Regions from separate parts of the Homo sapiens genome. Here region 1 is linked to region 2. The links are chromatin loops, found by intact Hi-C in ENCODE. Cell type or tissue: PC-3. All regions are shown on one strand. Each heading gives the region's core, and the rest is flanking DNA. Links, peaks and the distances in the headings are about the cores only. Region 1 has its middle 150 kb from the start of LINC01911. Region 2 has its middle 17 kb from the start of LINC01911.

The links. Hi-C counts contacts between places; a loop is a spot of excess contacts. Peaks named below come from ENCODE experiments on the same cell type or tissue, not always from the same donor. Only the 100,000 strongest peaks of a DNase experiment are listed, where the experiment ranks them.
Region 1: a loop joins it to region 2, with 1.8 times the contacts of the local background. A loop is called at or near these places in 2 of 110 quality-filtered maps.

What each region holds. Positions count from the first base shown.
Region 1 is chr2:146,987,384-146,996,838 of GRCh38, reverse strand. No RefSeq gene overlaps it. Among named protein-coding and RNA genes, the nearest start is that of LINC01911, 150 kb to the right of the region's middle. In PC-3, for the core only: no CTCF peak of the experiment used is centred there; a DNase peak (open chromatin) is centred at 4,188; H3K27ac peaks cover 1,741 bases.
Region 2 is chr2:146,815,673-146,825,127 of GRCh38, reverse strand. No RefSeq gene overlaps it. Among named protein-coding and RNA genes, the nearest start is that of LINC01911, 17 kb to the left of the region's middle. RefSeq lists an enhancer at 3,174-3,785. In PC-3, for the core only: no CTCF peak of the experiment used is centred there; a DNase peak (open chromatin) is centred at 4,257; H3K4me3 peaks cover 926 bases; H3K27ac peaks cover 3,471 bases.

The DNA.
Region 1 (9,455 bases), core at 768-8,767, 170 kb before region 2:
AAAAAGAGGTGATACGTTTTTTATTAACTGGAGGATATGTTCAATCCACATGATTAAAAATCTCATTACTAACTCAAGTCAGGAAAGTGATTTATTACTGAAACAGAATGGGAGGCATTCGGTTGTCCACAGCAGCGTTTATCAGAAGTAGAACTATCAGTTTGTATCTATTTTAGCATGCTTAATATTTTTTAAAGGTGGCCTTGCCATCTGTTTGAAGAATTGAAGATATTTTTCTAAAGTTGGCAAACTACCTTACAGCAAAAACATTAGCTGTTTTTCATTTAGCTTAAAGTTTTAAGTTTTACAAATAAAGATTATGTCTGTGCTCTAATGAAGGTAAGGGTTTCCACTGTAAAGGAAAAAAAAAAAAAAAAAGAAATAAAGGCTGGAGTTCCTGTCCTCAATATATAAGTTCCTGTCCTCAATGTATTTTTTAAAAAAGGTTCTATTCATAAACATTTTTTATCAGAAGACAACTCTTTTTTTTTTTTTTTTTTTTTTTGAGACAGAGTCTCGCTCTGTCACCCAGGCTGGAGTGCAGTGGCACGATCTCGGCTCACTGCAAGCTCCACCTCCCGGGTTCACACCATTCTCCTGCCTCAGCCTCCCGAGTAGCTGGGACTACAGGTGCCCGCCACCACGCACAGCTAATTTTTTTTGTATTTTTAGTAGAGATGGGGTTTCACCGTGTTATCCAGGATGGTCTCGATCTCTTGACCTCGTGATGCGCCCGCCTCGGCCTCCCAAAGTACTGGGATTACAGGGGTGAGCCACCGCACCTGGCCAACAACTCTTTTTTTTTGTAAAAGGAGAGAAAATGTCATGTATATTTGAAATGGCAGGCAGAGAGATTATTATTATCTTTTAGATACATTGGTTCCTGTGATTGTTGCCATTTTGTTTTTAAGAGTAATTGTTATCTTTACTTTCTGAATGATTTCAGACTCTTAGGTCTTAATTGACTATCTAAGGTACTATATTTAGTAAAAAGTTCCTTATTAGTAACTAATTTTTTAGTATTAATGCTTATTTGTTCTTATCTTTAGTAAAATAATCTCCCAGATGTTAGAGAAATCAGTGAAGGCTGTTGATGTCAGGCTATCCCTCATGGACCTTAAGGGGAATTTGGAAGCTGAGTATGATTTGGCTGGATGGAAGGTGAACGACATTTAGTATAAAGAAACTGGTGCTGTCTTCTTAACATCCTCAGCTAAGGTTGAGCTTGGTGTGTTGGGAAGGTAGATAGAAAGTGGCTTGGGGAAAAATGGGGAGGAAACATCCTTGGTTGTTCATCAAAAGCTTAAAGAGAAAATTTTGGATTAGCTAAGACCGAGCCCAGTTATAGAAGATTTAGTACATGAGAATGAAGTTATAGGAAGCCAATCAAAGTTTTTAGAACAAAAGAGTGGTGGGAAGAGAAAATGAGCCATTCAGTTGACTGGGGAGGGAAACATTTAAGCCAGGGAGAGCAGTTAGAATGCCGTCATAATGATTCCATGGGCAGTAGGTTATGGAACTAAGCAAAAAAGTGATATTGGTCAAAAACATCTTGAGAGAAGAATTTACTAGATAAGAAGGCAAGAATTTACAAGATAAAGTTCTTTGTCACTGCTAAAAGGATATTCCTGGGATTTCAGGTGGTTATGCCAGTGCCACAGATCTTAGGAAGCACTTAAGAGGTTTTTCTAGAGCCTTTCTCTTCATGTATTTCTTCATGCATGAAGAGAATCAGACACCAAACTCTTTTAAGAACTCTGTTCTCCCAATAGAGATCATTTGACTCTTCCCATTCAGACTGGAGACAGCTGAAATTGCATCTGTGTGTTAATTTACAAATGGTGTCTTCAGGGATTGCTTATTTTAACTATCACTAGGAGCACCATGCTTCTAAGACTGCTTTGGAATTTGGGCTTCTAACTAAATATTAAGCAATAACCACCATGTTATAGGTGGCTGGTATCACAATGGATGTGAAAGATTGAAAACTTAGAAACATTTTCCTCTCTCATTTTAAAAAATAAAATTTAACTTAAGAATGGTTGCCATGGATATGGTCACATTGTCTAGTTTTTTTGGCACAGTTATGTGTGTATATTTTCTCTGACTTATATAGTGCATTCTGAAAAAGAAAGGCCTGTAGAGTCTCATGTCCATCTACCTATATTTATATATGTTTGAATGTGTATATGTACTTAAAAAACAACTGTGCTTCAAATGCAAAATGCCTGTAACAAAGCATCACATTTCTTCAAGCTGTTTTCTCCCCTTTGAGTATTTGAGTTTAGACAAATGCCTTTTCCCTGTTCCTTTTTTTTTTTTAAGCTGGCACATTCTTGTTCAATGAAAACAAGGGAGCAAGGGATTATTCTAGCCATTGAAATAGAAATGGTGTGTGAATCTGACAGCTGGAGCTTGGGTGTGAGATATTGCAATTTTTGCTGTAGGGAAAGGAGATAAAATGAGGGTTTGAATTTCATAGCATAAGGGGCTACCTAAATAGCAGCTGTTAGATATGAAATCCCTGCCGAAGATTAGAAAATGGTGGGGGTTAGGTCTTCCTAAGCCCAAAGAGTTGGAGGTGGGAGTGGAGGAGTCACGTTGCTTTATTTGAAGTGGATTTTTTTTTCCTTTTCTAACTCATGGCAATTGCTTTCTGGGTATAGAACTGCACATTCATAAATTCTCTTCACTTGCCTAGATTAAAAAAAAATACCTGTAGCCTTAGAGTTTTCATTTTGAAGGAGATGAATAATATCCATAGATTACATGAGCGAGTGCATGTTTTGAAACTGTTAAGATTGTTAATAACATTTCAGTGGGCTTGGTTTTGCATTTCAAGAGGGAATGTTGTAGTGAGTTTGATTTCCAGATGACAATAAAGTGATTCCTCTCTGAGTAGCACTTAGTTGATCACTTTTTAATGCAATTGTTATTCCCTTGTATTACAGATATTAGAATAATAGTATCCTATCTGTCCTACAAGATAGATACTTTCAGCACACCCATTTCCTCTCTCCCACCATCACACACCCTTCTGATGCTCCATTCACAATGTATTCTGTTCAGTTTCTCAAACACAACTTGTTATGTTTCATTCCTGGGACTTCAGAGCCATACAAAAATGTAGAAAATGACTAAGCTCCTATTCCTACTACCTCTCTGTCTTTCCTCCAAAGGAACCATTGCAAACAGTTGCTGGTGTGATGTGGAGTAATAGGTATTGTGGTGGACTCCCAAACATATCTCCCAAATTATTAGTCTAAATCAGTGGTTCTCAAACCTTTTGGTAAGGGAAACCTCTTTAAAATTATTGAAAACTCTTAAAGAGCTTTTATTTATTTGATTATATCAATCAATATTTACCATAGTAAAAATTAAAACTGAAAATAATTTTATGTTTAAATATTCATTTAAAACTAATAGTAATATTTCCATTACATATCAACATTAATAACATATATTATGGTAAGTAAATATTCTAAGGCAAAAAATTTTGCCTCAATTTGTAATTCTTCATCTCAACTGGTAATTCTTCAGATTTCCTCCTCTTATTATAAATTATATGATTCTAATCCTTTTAATTTGTTTGAGGCTTGTTTTATGGCCTGGCATATGGTTTATATTGGAGAATGTTCCGTGTACACTTCAAAGAATATGTACTCTGTTGCTGTTGGGTAAAATGTCTCTATTATGCTATAGGTATCTATTAGGTCTAGCTGGTTTATAGTGTTGTTGGAGACTTATTTTCTTGTAGATTTTCTCCTATAGTTTATATTCATTATTAAAAGTAGGGTAATGAACCTTGTTAAACTGTCTATTTTTCCCTTCAGTATAGTCCACTTTGCTTCATGTATTTTGGAGCTCTGTTTTTAGGTGCATATATTTTAAAAATTGTTCTGCCTTCCTGATGGATTGATCCTTTTATTGTTATAAAATGACCTTCTCTTTCTCTAGTAACTTTTTTTCTTGAAGTCTATTTCATATGATATTAGTATAACTACTCCAGCTGTCTTTCGAGTACTATTTGCATGGTATACTGTTTTATAACTTTTTACTTTCGATATATTTTTGTCTTGAATCTAAAGCATATCTGTTGTAGACAGCCTGGAATTATCTTTCCTCAGGTAGCCTGTGACCTATTCCCTCAGGTCATTAGGACCTCTTGGCAAATGTCATTTCCTCATCCATGCCATATTTCTGGTGCCTGGGACAGTGACTAATGCAACTCAGTGACTCAATATGTATTTGTTGAATGAATAAAATTTAATGTGATCTATCTAGAAAAAAATAAATTTTATGATTTAATGTTAAACAGAGTACAAAAAAATCTACTACTACAGTTTCAGAAATTACATGCAACTAATTATTAACAACCTACCACTTGTCAAGTTTTAGTGAGTTTTAAGGAAGCGCTGACCCAAAAGCAATTTCCAGAATTGCAAAATATAGACTTCCATCAAACTATTATTTTATAAAAGCAATGAGAACACTAGCACAAGTTGTCAAAATCAACTTTTTTTCAGAACTCTGAAAGTTAACCAAAACCATGCAACAATCTAAGGATGATTCACTCAATAAAAATGGCTGAATCTTGGTAAGGGCAGAGAACTTTATGATGTTTCAACTTGACTTATTCCAATTTCCCTCTCCCCAGGTCCACAGTAGCATTGAAAACCAAAGGAAAGGCCCTGCGTGGCCTGTTTAGAGCACAGCAAGAAAGCTTGCATTAAGGGAGTGAAGTAAGTGAGAGGAAGATACCAATGAGACTAGAGTTGATGCTAGAAGCCAATTTGTATAGAATCTGTGGGTCCTGGTAAATTTAGATTCTATTCTAAGGGTGATGAGAAGCTATTAGAAGCTGTTGAGTAAAGAAGTACCATGATCTGACTCATGTGTTAATGGTGTTAATGGAATTACTTTAATCTGTGCTCCTTTTTGAGTGGTTCACAATCTTCAGCTTTATCATGTCCTCGTCTCCCCAGCAAACCAGAAAGTTTCTTTGGTATGTTAAGATGCTAAGATGCTAAGAGCTGCCAGCTATTAATCTAACCTAAGTAGCTAGGAACCCTATACCCATATAGTAGACGAAAGAGTTTTAGGTTAAGACTTTGCTGTGTTTTTGTTTTTCATATTCATTTATGAAATCCTCTTTTAAAAACATTTGTAAAGCAAGCCATAGTAAGACTATCTTACAGCACAGAAATAATTATTTACCAAATACATTATTTATAGAGGAGAGGAAAGAGAAGATTAATTTTCTCCCCTTTTGTGTTTCCATTTATAATAAAAGGAAAGAACCAATCCTGAAACATTTTATTGGCAATCAGAAAGTAAACTTCATGCCATGGCTTTTTTTGCTATAACAGTAACAGTAACAGCAACGACAATTACCTATTTTTTTGTTAAAATGCAAATTAGAAAAATTATTTCTTTTTTAAAGTATTCTATGCTAGAGCAAACACACTTGAAGAACTAGAGTAAACACGGCTATGCAGAACTTGGCAAACTAGCTCCCTAATATTAATTCTTAATGAGTTGTATCAAGTATTCCATCTACTTATTCCAATCTGGGATTATTTTATTAGCAGTTTTTTGACTGTTTCTAATCAATTTCTGGAAATATCCAACTTTTATCTAATCTATAACTATTATCTATTTTTAGTACAGAGTTTTGGAGTGATGCCATTGCTATCTCTCCTAAGCCTATCTCTTGTGGTAGCCCTGGATGTCATATTTGAATATAATAATATTAGAGAACACAGATTAATTTGTTTTACATATTCAGAGATAGGTTTTTGGGGAAAGTGTTATGCAAATTTATGTAAATTGGAATGCATGTTTATGTAAAACAACATGTGATTATGCATCCCTAAATTTACGAGAAAAATTCTGCTAGTCTTCTCTTAAAGTAGGGAAAATACAAATATACTCACAATCCCAGTTTGGACTAGAAATCTTGCTAGAATGGTTTGTCTGGCATGTGGAAAGGCTCTCGTGTGCCATGGCATTGGTTGAGGATTCTGTGTTTCCTTTGCTGAAACATGGTTTTCAGCTTGAATTTCAGAGAATGTTGCCAATTTTATCTCTCCTTCTCTGCTTTCTTTTATTTCCGTGATGAAAGATCTTGATTTCCACTAAGTAATTCAAAATGGATTTGTGAGTTCTTACTCAATTTTATAAATAAACATACATTGGTTGAGGTCACTGCATTTGCCTTTTTGTAATGAACTGTCAAAAAGATAATGGCATGTCCCCAGCTTTCTGACACACTTCCCGTGTTTTTTTTTTCTTTTTGAAATGCATAGAAATAACATTGCTTCATCCTCTATGGCTAGGGCGACCACAGATGTATTTTGTCCAAACAAGTATTCCTTTGAAAGTGACTAGGATTATATCACTTTTAAGGGTTAAACCAGGACAGTTCCAGCAAAATTGACATGTGATTGCCCTAACTATGTTTAATTCTCAGTCTTTTTTTCCCCTTCGGCAAGTTTATGTGACTGGTCCATTTCATGATTCATTCTAATTTTTTTTTAAATCTCAAAGCCCCACAATTTTTATCAATCAGATGTTCTCTAGAATTCTCATTACAAGAATGTTACTTTCATGTATCATGTTTTAACTGTTAGTTGTCAAATTCCTTTTCCTCAGTCATACTTTTATACTGTTGTTGGACTTAAGATATTAAGAAACAGAAATTTTTTTATTTGGTTTTATGTTTCTGCTTCTTGTGGCAGCAGGGAGAGAGAGATGAGGAGAGAGAGAGAGAGAAAGAGAGAGAAATTAAGATATGTTTTCCCATCCTGAAGCAACCTCAGGCATCATCTCTTTTCCTCACAAATTCTGTCAGTTGCTTTCTTTTCTCATGTCTGCATATTGCCAATCTGAGAAAAATCTTACCTTCCAGGAAGGGCTTAAGGCTGTGATAAGCAAAAAGCACTGCATGTTGTAATAACTAAATGGTGAGCTATTTTACTTGCTGGAGATGATTCTATTCTCCCAACCAAGTCTAATGGCAGTTGAATGAGACATCTTGAAAAGAGAGGAGATCGTGTGAAATTTATGAGAAGGTTCTTGGAAGGGGGCAGTGTCCTAGCAACCTGGGGGTTTAGGTGACAGAAAATTGAACACATTTCTGGTGTCTTTTATTCAATGATCTTAAACTCTTTTCCACTGTTGATCAAATATAATAGGATTTTTTTTTTTTAAATAGATCTCACATAGGAGAGAGAGCAGAGTTGACGCAGTTCCTATACCTTTGAGAGCACAGGACAGGGCAATGAAAAGAAAGCTAGATTGGCAGTCAGGAGAGTGTGATTCTACAATTTACTGTATTTTTGAGGCTTGTTTTTACTAATATTAAAAGGTGTGTGTGTGTGTGTGATAATTTTCTACAAATGACCTACTCAAAGTTTGGAGGAGCAAATAAGACATTAATCATTGAAATACATCAGGCATCATATCAATGTAAGTAACACCACTATAAAGCGAGGTGTCTACATAGCAGGAATGAAATAGAAGTTAATTAAATTATTACTGAATGATCAAGTGAGAGTATTAATGTGAACTTCCAATTTCTTTACCCTATTCTAGCAGATAAACTTTCAAAAAATCCCTGATCTTCTAAAACATACTTAAAAAAAGAGAGAGAGAAAGGCAAATTAATTAATCTCAGGACAAGCAACTTCCTCTCAGATGGTTAGTCATGATATTCTGTTGCCTCATATCCTTTTAGGAATAAGGCAAAGTATGAATATATGAATATATAAAAATTCATGTGTCTTGAAGTGTGTGTGTGTGTGTGTGTGTGTGTGTGTGTGTGTAAAAAACCAACAACCCTAACTTTCTATTTCTTTAAATTTCTTTTTTTTTTTTGAGATGGGGTCTCACTATTTTGCCCAGGCTGGTCTCCAACTTTTGGGCTCAAGCGAGCCTCCTACTTCAGCCTCCCAAAGTGCTGGGATTATAGACGTGAGCTACTGCACCCACCCACTCGCATTCTATCTGCTGTGAACTTCAACTTTAATCTGTATTATCACATTTTGGAGAACTTACTAAGATATCCTTATCCTTGTTAAGAGATCAAGGTGAACTTTATTCTAACCCTACTATTTATCCCTTCAATATAAGTAATACTACTATAAAGCCATGTATCTACATAGCAGGAATAACATAAGAGTTAATTGAATTTTTTATTAAATGATCAAGTGAAAGTATTGATATGAAATTCTAGTTTCTTTTCCCAGGATATTGTATAAAGGAAATGCATGATTAAAGGGCAATAGTTACATGGAAAACACATTACTGCTTCAGTAATGGCTAAGGAAGCATGTTACACACACTGCTTACCCTAACCCTCCCTTTCCTCACCTCCCCCTCCATCTGGTCTGAGGGCAAAGCTTTCTGGTAGATATATAGGAGTATAGCTTGGGTTTGGAATCCAACTGGAGACTCTTTCTTTCCCCAAATTTTGAAACTCTTATATTTGAGAACACTGAGAGAGAGAGAGAGAGGAGAGAGAGGAGAGAGACCTGTTACTGGGCCCTCTTAAGTGCATTTACTCACCAGCTGCATGATGGACAGGAGAGAAGAAAACAATTTTCCTGCTCCTATGACTGCCAACCTGTTTGTGGCTATGAGACAGACAACAGGAAGAGCGTGGTTTATTGCCACTAGGCCACAATAGTCTTACGCACTAGTAAAATATAGCCCAATTAATACCTCTGGTGACTACCATTCAGAATATCAGGTCATCCTTTTTGGAGAAGGAGCTGCTGATAGATGTGGGCAGTAAGACAGAAGATCTCTCACCTTCCATAGAGAAAAGGAGATGTTAGCTCTCTCTGCTTTACTTATCATTTGTCTTGCAATAATTACAGGTTTCAGGAATAATCTTGGTCTGTGATTTCTTGTTCTTCAAGATAACTAAGAGTCTTTGAAAATTCTAATGTAATGTATAAGCAGTGTTAGATGTGGGCTCTTTCCAGTGTGATGAGCTTAAATTCTACATCCTACAAGCAAAATAGTCAATAAAATCCACCCCTCTATTTACAGTCTCAAAAGAAGATATGTCCAGGGAAGAGCAGCTGCTCTGTTTTCTCACTTCCCTTGGCTAATCACTGTCTCCCCACCAATCTCGTTTGTATCTTCTTTTAGTACAAGGAACCAACTAAATGGTATATATTGAGTCATTAAATATATTAGGCATTTAAGCCATTGCTAATTGTCAAACATATTGCAGAATTGTAGCAACACATCAAATCTTAATGATGAGCGTGCTTCTTTATATGCCTCCCTTGATTTTATCTCCTGAGCACATGTGTGCACACAAACACACACATGAAAGCTTCCATGCACACATACACATGTTCACATAGCAAAGAAAATGCTTTCTGTACAGGGCTGTTTTTCTTTTATGTAGAATGAATTGCATATGCCAGAGATACAGTCCT
Region 2 (9,455 bases), core at 1,022-9,021:
CAAAGTGCTGGGATTACAGGTGTGAGCCACCGTGCCCGGCGCTCCTAGTATTCTTACTCTTGTGTAATCCCCTCCCCTCAAGTGTGGGCTAGCTCAGTGACTTGCTTCTAACCAATAGAAAAGAGTGAGATGGGATAGAATAGAATGGGATTTCTCTTCTGTGATTAGTTTAGAAGAAACTAACTTTCATCTTGATAGCTATAGTCTATGGTTAATAGCTTGGTAGTCTATAAAAGATTCTTCTTTATCCTGGCTGTCATATTTACCAAAAAGGGTAAATATCTTGCCATGTGGCAAGAAAATGAGGCTTCTGGCCAATAGCCTCCTAGGAACTGAGGCCCTTGGTCCCAGAGCACTTGAGGAACTGAAGTTTTGCAGACTTCTTGTAAGTAAGCACAAAGTGGATATTTACCCAGTTGAGCCTTCAGATGAGCCCCAGCCCTGGCTGATACTCTGATTGCAGCCTTGTGAGAGACCTTGAAACAAAGGACCCAGGTGCTTTTTTTTTTTTTTTTTTTTTTTTTTTTGAGACAGAGTTTCGCTATTGTTGCCTAGGTTGGTGTGCAGTGGTGTGATCCTGGCTCACTGTAACCTCCACCTCCTGGGTTCAAGTGATTCTCCTGCCTCAGCCTCCCGAGTAGCTAGGATTACAGGCATGTGCCACCACATCCAGCTAATTTTGTATTTTTACTTGAGATAGGGTTTCACCATGTTGGTCAGGCAAGTCTCAAACTCCTGACCAGCTGATTTTTGCACAAATTCCTGATCCACAGAAACTGGCCAACCAGCTGATTTTTGCACAAATTCCTGATCCACAGAAACTGTGGAATAAATGTTTTAAGCTGCTAAGTTTGTGCTAATTTATTACACAAAAATAGATAACTGATATAGGTCTTTTAATTTTAATTTTATTCATTTTGTAATTAATTTCTTCAGTATGGCATGGTCCAAAAAATGCATATTGTGTACTGTATATTTAAGCAAAATTCAGTGTAGAAGAAGAGGAATTGAGATAGAGCAGTAGTTCTCAACATTTCATGTGCATCAGCATCACTTGAAAGGCTTGTTAAAAATAGTTTTCTGCTCCTTTCCTCTAGGTTTTTGATTCATCAAGTCTTGAGTAGTTCCTGGGAATTCATAGTTCTAAAAAGTTCATAGATGTATTAGTTTCCTATTGCTGCCCTGACAAATTACCCAAAATTAAGTGATTGAAACAACACAAATTTATTATCGTATGATTCTGGAGATCAGAAGTCAGAAACAGGTCTGCCTGGACCAAAATAAAGGTGTTCTCTTTCTGGGTGCTCTAGGGGAGACTTTGTCTCTGTATTAGTCCATTTTCATGCTGCTGATAAAGACATACCCAAGACTGGGCAAATTACAAAAGAAAGAGGTTTAATTGGACTTACATTTCCACATGGCTGGAGAAGCCTCACAATCATGAGTGAGGGCAAGAAAAAGCAAGTCATCTCTTACATGAATGGCAGCAGGCAAAGAAAGAGCTTATACAAGGGAACTTCTCTTTTTAAAACCATCAGATCTTATGAGACCTATGTACCATCTCAAGAACAGCATGAGAAAGACTTGCTCCCGTGATTCATTTACCTCCCACCAGGTCCCTTCTACAACACATGGGAACTCCAGAAGAGATTTGGGTGTGGACACAGCCATACCATATCAGTCTCCATGCCTCTTCCAGCTTCTAGACACTGTCTGCATTCTTTGGCTCATGCTTCCTTCCACTGTCTTCAAAGTGTCTTCATCAAAGTAGCATCTTCAAATATTAATATCTTTCTGACTCTGACCCCTGACTCTCCTGCCTTTGTCTTTCACTTATAAAGACTCTTGTGCTTACAATGGACTCATCTGGATAATTCAAGATGCTCTTTCCCTCTCAAGACCCTTAATATAATCACATCGGCAAAGTCCCGTTTGCCATGTAAGGTAACATATTCACAAGTTTCCAGGAATCAATTGTGGATATTTTTGTGGAGCCATTATTCTGCCTGCCACACGAGGCAATGTTAATGCTGTTGGCCCAGAGACCACCCTGTGCGTATCACCAATTATAGATCGCTGTAAGAACCAAGCTCTCTCTGTCTTGGATTCTGTTTGCCTCAGCATGCCTTCCCCTTAGCCTTATCATCCAAAGATTCTACAGAAGTGATTCTCTTTGTGTGGACTGGAAGTTCCTTGGTACTCATATATATCCCACAAGGAGTTTCACTTGACTATAGGAAATTTTGTGCTGTGTTGATGGCAGCTGAAATGCTAATCTATCAGACCACTTGTTATGGTTTTTAATTTTATCTATGTTTTACCACAGCAAAAATCTTTTCTTTGATTATATGATATTTTGCCTTCTTCTGAGTTAGGCAAATTCCAAAATAGGTTTTGAAGCTCTCTAAAGTGTTTCCAGGATTAAATGAGTTTCAAAGATCACACCACTTAAAGCAGGAATGATAATATGCTAGAATTATCTACTATAAACCCTTTCCTCACATTTTTATCTTTTATTTTCCTAAAAGACTTTATTTTTTCCTCTAGTGTGTACATGTGAATGTGGGTATTTATTCTGGCATTTAAATATGCCTTGACTGTAAAAATGATTGTCTCTAGGAGAGGTATAATTGTTGTTGGTCAGTTAAGCTGATTAACACTGAAGGTTTAAAAATAAATATATTATCTGCCCTGATATGTCACCTTATGTAATAGCACAGTTTTAGACTTTATGGTGTATGTGTGTCTATGTCCATATCACAACATATCCCCTATCTGAAAGGGCAGGAAATATGTTTTTAAATTTAATGTCTACCTATTTTCCCTCCTAGCATGCTCAGAGGCTATTGTGGTTTTAACCTCTATTAGGAATTCTTTCTCAATTGACTCACACATGGTATTGTTAAAAATTTCAGGGAGTTTGCCACATTTTGTCTGGGAGAATTAGGGATGTTAAGGGTTAAAAAGGACTCTAGAATCTTAATATGTGCCGTAATGTATTACTGTTTTATGATCAGCTATTACATGTAGTTATGGAGTTAAATTTCCACACTTTGTTAAGTGAGCCCTTTGGTAATCTTCTATCAGTCTTTATATTCCAGAATATTTATAATCCCTTTGGGTATAAACACTTTATTCATTTCTTCCTCTGAGTCATGCTCCCATACCAATACAGCAGCAGATGTCCGAGACAATGTGGTCTCATTTGCACCCCTGTGTTCAACACTGGTAGTGGTTGCTATCTGGGAGAAAAAAAAAAAAATTAGCCACATTTTACTCTCAACTTGTATCAGTAATTTGGGTTTTCATGAGTTTGGTGTGTTGGTTCTTTATGCATGGCATAAAAATAAAAAGTACAAGTTCTTTCTATTTTTTTCCAAACGAAAGATAAATTGGATTTAGAAGCTCATGCCTAACTAAATGCTTTTGTCCACAGACCTGCTAACAATGGAAAATACCTAAGAATAGAAGGGAAATAAAAATAAATGGACCTCATTAAAACTTCTAAGGGATACCTGTGGCTATTTGACTTCCTCCCATACAGGGGGGTAAAGTTCAAAAAGTACAGAAAGTCCCAGGCTGTTGTCAACAAAACTATCACAAGACATTTTTGGAGGATTTTAGGTTTGTCATGTCTAAATTAACTTTTGAATGAAAAATAAATTTTTGTTAACTTTATTTTAACAGAAGATTGTATAATAAACCTGCAAAACCAATCATTCACAATATAAGACTCTTCAAAGGAGAAGGGGTTATGAGTGTGTATAAAATCTGTCTTCTGATTTTTTAACAAATATTTTTGCCAAATTTAGCTTTGTTGCTCTGAATTCATTGATTCTATTGCTATTTTTCAAATGAGTCAGTATACGTAATTTTAGATTTTTTTCAATTTAAAATAAATACATTTTAGGGAAGTTTCCCAGCTTGTGAAGTTGTAGATGTTACTGTGAAATAGTTGTCATTTTCTATTGCTAAAACTAATATCAATACGTTTACTTTAAAAATCAATGCTTTTATGAAATGCCAGAATTATAGATGTGCTTATATATTGTAACACTAGTAAAAGAGACTCAGTAATGTACATTTATTACCCTCTTTCTATTACATTCAAAGCAGATATTTTCTGAATATTTTTTAGATTTAAAGACACTTGCTCCTCCTGAATTATTTTAGTCCATCTCCAGGGAGTTCTTCTGTTGCCGACTTATCGGATGTGAGACAATTTACATGCTATAAAAATAAGTGAAAGTAATGTGATGTGTCAGATTTCTAGTGGCGTATGAGTCATCATCCTGTTGGCATGGCATGAAGTTTCACAGAAAAACAATCTTTTATTATATTATTGCTGAAAATTAATTAAAATTAAAGCCTTTTTTAAAAAAGAAAAAACATGATAGATTTAATTCCTAACTAAAAATGAAAAGCTTCTTTTGTCTCTTATTATGCATTTATATGAAAATTGTTCTTCCTCTCTCTATTACTTATTAGTTAATATATATTTGTTAAGCATTTGCTATGGATAAGATTGGGCACTCGGTAATGAAATTGCAAGGAGTAATAGATAACCAATAATCTGGCCAGGCGCGGTGGCTCACGCCTGTAATCCCAGCACTTTAGGCGGGCGGATCACAAGGTCAGGAGATCGAGACCATCCTGGCTAACACGGTGAAAACCCATCTCTACTAAAAATACCAAAAAAAAAAAAAAAAAAAAAAAGAGCCAGGCGTAGTGGCAGGCGCTTTTAGTCCCACCTACTCGGGAGGCTGAGGCAGGAGAATGACGTGAACCCGGAAGGCGGAGCTTGCAGTGAGCTGAGATCGCGCCACTGCACTCTAACCTGGGCGACAGAGCGAGACTCTGTCTCAAAAAAAAAAAAAAAAAAATAGATAACCAAGAATCTATAGATTGTAACTGATCATTGACTAAAGAAATGATACACATATCAAGAGTGCTAAGAAAGTTGAAGGAAAAAGAGAAAATATCCAACTAGGGTTTAGATGGAAAGCTTAAAAAGATTCCAGCAAAGAAACCACCACTTGAATGTAATATAATAATACAAGAACAGGCAGAGAACAAAAAAATGCACAGCTAATATTTACCCTACTTCTACTATGGGCATTAAGCCACATTAGGAGACTAAAGAAAATGTTATCTATTTATATTGACACATTTTCTTCCAAAAAGTTAAAATTATCAGTAAGTCCACTTAAATAATGGATTCACATTTAATATTGTTAATGATAACCCTTTCTTTAACTGTAAATTATGCTTTTTGCTTTGAATTAATGATAATATGCAGATATTGGTAAGACAAATTTTTAAATTTAATCTTTATCTCAATTTTCCAAATGTATATTGTAGTGTGTCGTTTGAAATATTTATGTATAAAGTATGTATAGATTATAATGATGAGCATAAATACTTAGAAATAAGTAAATATGCATATATTAGCATGTGTGTGCTAAAAAATATTTTACTGATAAATGGAGAATGATCATAATAATTTGGTTCTTTTTCCAAAGCAAAAGACATGCTTCTTTTCCCAACATTAGTCAAACCTCTCTTATCATTCAGCTCTTTCAGAAAGCTCAAACTTCTTAATACCTTGCTAGATTACAAGCGAATTGATTGCTGTCTATCACCATTTCGTAGGATATATGAGGTGTTCTTAAAGCCATGGCTCCTAAAGCCCTTCTCCCTAAAATGTTCATGACCTTAATTGGCCTACAGATAATTTATATTTTATACTATATTAACTATTTATTCGTGCTGTCTTATATCCTCCAAAGGTCTGTCCACAGACCTAACAATTCAGTCTGCAAAATGTTAGAGATGAAGAGCTGAGTCACTGGAGCTTTGTGGACAGTTATAGTTAATAATGAGAATTCACAAACACATGTACATTTTAATACCGATGAAGCTCTATAGTAGTTTGTTTCCTGCACAAGTCATTGCTTTCTCTTGTACAAATGCACAACTTTTCAGTTGGGCATAATTACAGAGGGAAGGGATCAACATGTGATGCATGTGATAGAAACTACCGCGCTATCATTTCCTGAACATCTATTTTATGTAACATAGTTAATGATGACAGTGAAATGGCAAAATATCCCTTTTTACTATGTGCAAGGTTGGAACTTCGTATCCATGTATTGTGTATGTTTAAAAGGACATGTGGTTGTCTGGGCACAGTGGCTCACGCCTGTAATCCCAGCACTTTGGGAGGCCCAGGCGGATCACGAGGTCAGGAGATCGAGACCATCCTGGCTAACACGGTGAAACCCCGTCTCTATTAAAAATACAAAAAATTAGTCAGGCATGGTGGCAGGCACCTGTAGTCCCAGCTACTTGGGAGGCTGAGGCAGGAGAATGGTGTGAACCCAGGAGGTGGAGCTTGCAGTGAGCTGAGATCACACCACTGCACTCCAGCCTGGGTGACAGAGGGAGACTCTGTCTCAAAAAAATAAACAGAAACAAAAACAAAAAAAAAGGACATGTGAACAGTGTTTCCAGGAGACTGAGGCAGAAGCTGTACCAGGGTAGTAGATCCCTCAGCTTGATCTGGGAAATGTAAAAATCTCAGGCACCACACGACATTTCCTGAACCAGAACCTCAAGAAGCAGGGCCCAGGAATCTGCATTTCAACAAGCTCTCAGATGATTCTTATGTACACTAAAGTTTGGGAAGCACTTCTCGAAAAGAAATAGTGATTTAGGTTGCCACTTCAGAATAGACATGAAATTTTTCAGAATTCTCCAGGAAACTATGTCAAAGGGTTCTTATGAGCCTCCATGACTCACTGATGCATTTTAAAGCTGAAAATGAGTTATTCACATACTATTTCACAGCAGTGAAGAATGACACTGATTTCTCAAATTGGTGGCAAATAAATCCAAATCAAACTGTATTTTGTGGAAATATATTTGATGAACAAATAAAATACAAAAATGGTTAAGTGTGAACCATGAAGAGAAGCAGATTAGTCTGTATTAATTACCACAGCTATGATAAAATAATGGGCTGGATAGTGATGCTTAACTAAAGCCACTTATGCTTTTGTTTTTCTCTCAAAGAAGAAAACCATACCTCTTCTGAGAAAAGTGAGTCCAGATACCAGATTTATAGGAGGGACAAGAAGGCCTTAGTAATGAGACATCTAAAAATTAAATCAATAGGAGTTAAATATTTTCAAAACTAATTTTGTCAGTACTTTTCATAAAAATACAAGCCCAAGCTTGTTTACGTGTGAATCAGGTTTAGCTTGTTAATTGGTATTTGGCATTTCTTTGTTCTTGAAACAGTATGATGCCTAGAGGAGGCTGTATGAGAGAGAGCAAGAGACAGAGGAGAGAAACAGCAGTGCTTAACAGCTTACTAACACTGATCCTATTTATTCTGTGTCAGTTTGTCATCCTTGGTTGAACAAGGAAAATATGCCATATAGAAACTGATAGCCTCTTTGCCTGAATTAAGCATATTTGTGTACACTCATTTATATTTTCAGCAGGGAATGGCAAAATTTATGCCACTTCTTATCTATTGTATCTAATTCAGACTCTAGCAATCTAAGGGCTGTTTATAGTTTCATGAAAATAAATATTGCCCAATGTGAGAAATAAGATTACCTATCTTCTCATAGCACAGCTGCCCTAGTTGACCATTCAGCTTAATGTAGTAAATGGAAATCAGGAAACTGGTTCTACCCCTAGCTGTACCTTTAACTTCTCACTTAACCTCTCGGAGTTTTATTTTTTCCAATATTTAAAACTAAGGTATTAAATGATTGCTAAAAATGCTATGATTCTATAAACACTGACAGTGATCACTTTTGGGGTGTAATTCCAGGGAGGCCTGGCCAGGAAGGATCTAATTTGAATCTAAGTCCAAGAGAAATTCACAATCCAAAATTTAACCACTTATCAGATGAAAATTATTCAGGAACATTATGTTAAATTATGCTTTTGAAATTTCTTCTAAATCATACTCAACAGTGGAAAATTGAAAGTTTTCCTTCTTAGATCTGGAATAAGAAGAGGATGCCCACTCTTGCCACTGCTATTCAACATGGTACTGCAAGTTGAAGATACAGCAATGAGGTAAGAGAAAGAAATCAAAGGCATCCAAATTGGAAAGTAAGAAGTTAAATTTTCCCTGTTTGCAGGTAGCATAATCTTATAGGTAGAAAACTCCAAAGACTCCACTAAAATACTGTTAGAACTGATAAACAAATTCAGTAAAAGTACAGAATACAAAATCAACATACAAAAATCAGTAGCCTTTCTACAAACTAACAACGAACTATCCAAAAAGGAAATTAAGAAAACAATTCCATTTACAATAGCTACAAAACTATTAGGAATAAATCTAACCAAGGAGTTGATAGACTCATACAGTGAAAACTGTAAAATATTGATGAAGGAAAATTAAAAAGACATAAATAAATGGAACAATATCCAGTGTTCATTGATTGGAAAATTTCATATTGTCAGAATATCCATGCTACCCAAAGCACTCTACAGATTCAATGCAATCCTTGTCAGAATTTTAAAGCTGTTTATTACAGAAATAGAAAAAACAATCCCAACATTAATATGGAACCAAAAAAGACCCCAAATAACCAAACCAATCTTGAGCAAAAAGAACAAAGCTGGAGTTGTCGTACTATCTGACTTTAAAATATACTACAAAACTATTCAATTAATTTTTTACAAAGGTCCCCCAAACACAATGCAGGAAGAACAGTCTCTTCAATAAATGATGTTGGAAAAACTGGCTATTCCTATGAAAAAAAATAAAATTAGAACCTTATCTCACATTGTACACAAAAATCAACTTAAAATGGATTCAAAACTTAAATGTAAGTCCTAAACCTATAAAATTACTAGAAGAAAACATAGTAGAAAGGCTCCATGACATTGGCCTAGGCAATAACTTTTTTTAATATGTCCCCAAAAGCCCAAAATAGACACGATTGTTGCCCAAGAGGCAACAAAAGCAAAAATAGACAAATGGGATTACATCAAACTAAAAACACTTCTATACAGCAAAGAAAAGAACACAGTGAAGAGAAAACCTATAGAATGGGAGAACATATTTGCAAACCATACATCTTATCAGGGGTAAGTTAATATCCAAAATATGTAAGGAATTCAAGCAACTTAATAGCAAGAAAACAACCCAATTTAAAAATGAACAAAGGACCTGAATAGACATTTCCCAAGAGAAGACTTACAAATGGTCAGCAGATATATTTTAAAAATGCTCATTACTAGTGAAGAAATGCAAACTAAAACCACAATGAGATATCATCTCACACCTCTTAGAATGGCTAGCATCAAAAAGATAAAAGGTAAGTTTTGGCAAGGATGTGGGGAAAAGGAAATCTTTGTATACATCAGGTGAGAATATAAATTAGTACAGCCATCATGAAAAAGAGTATAGAGCCCTTCAAAAA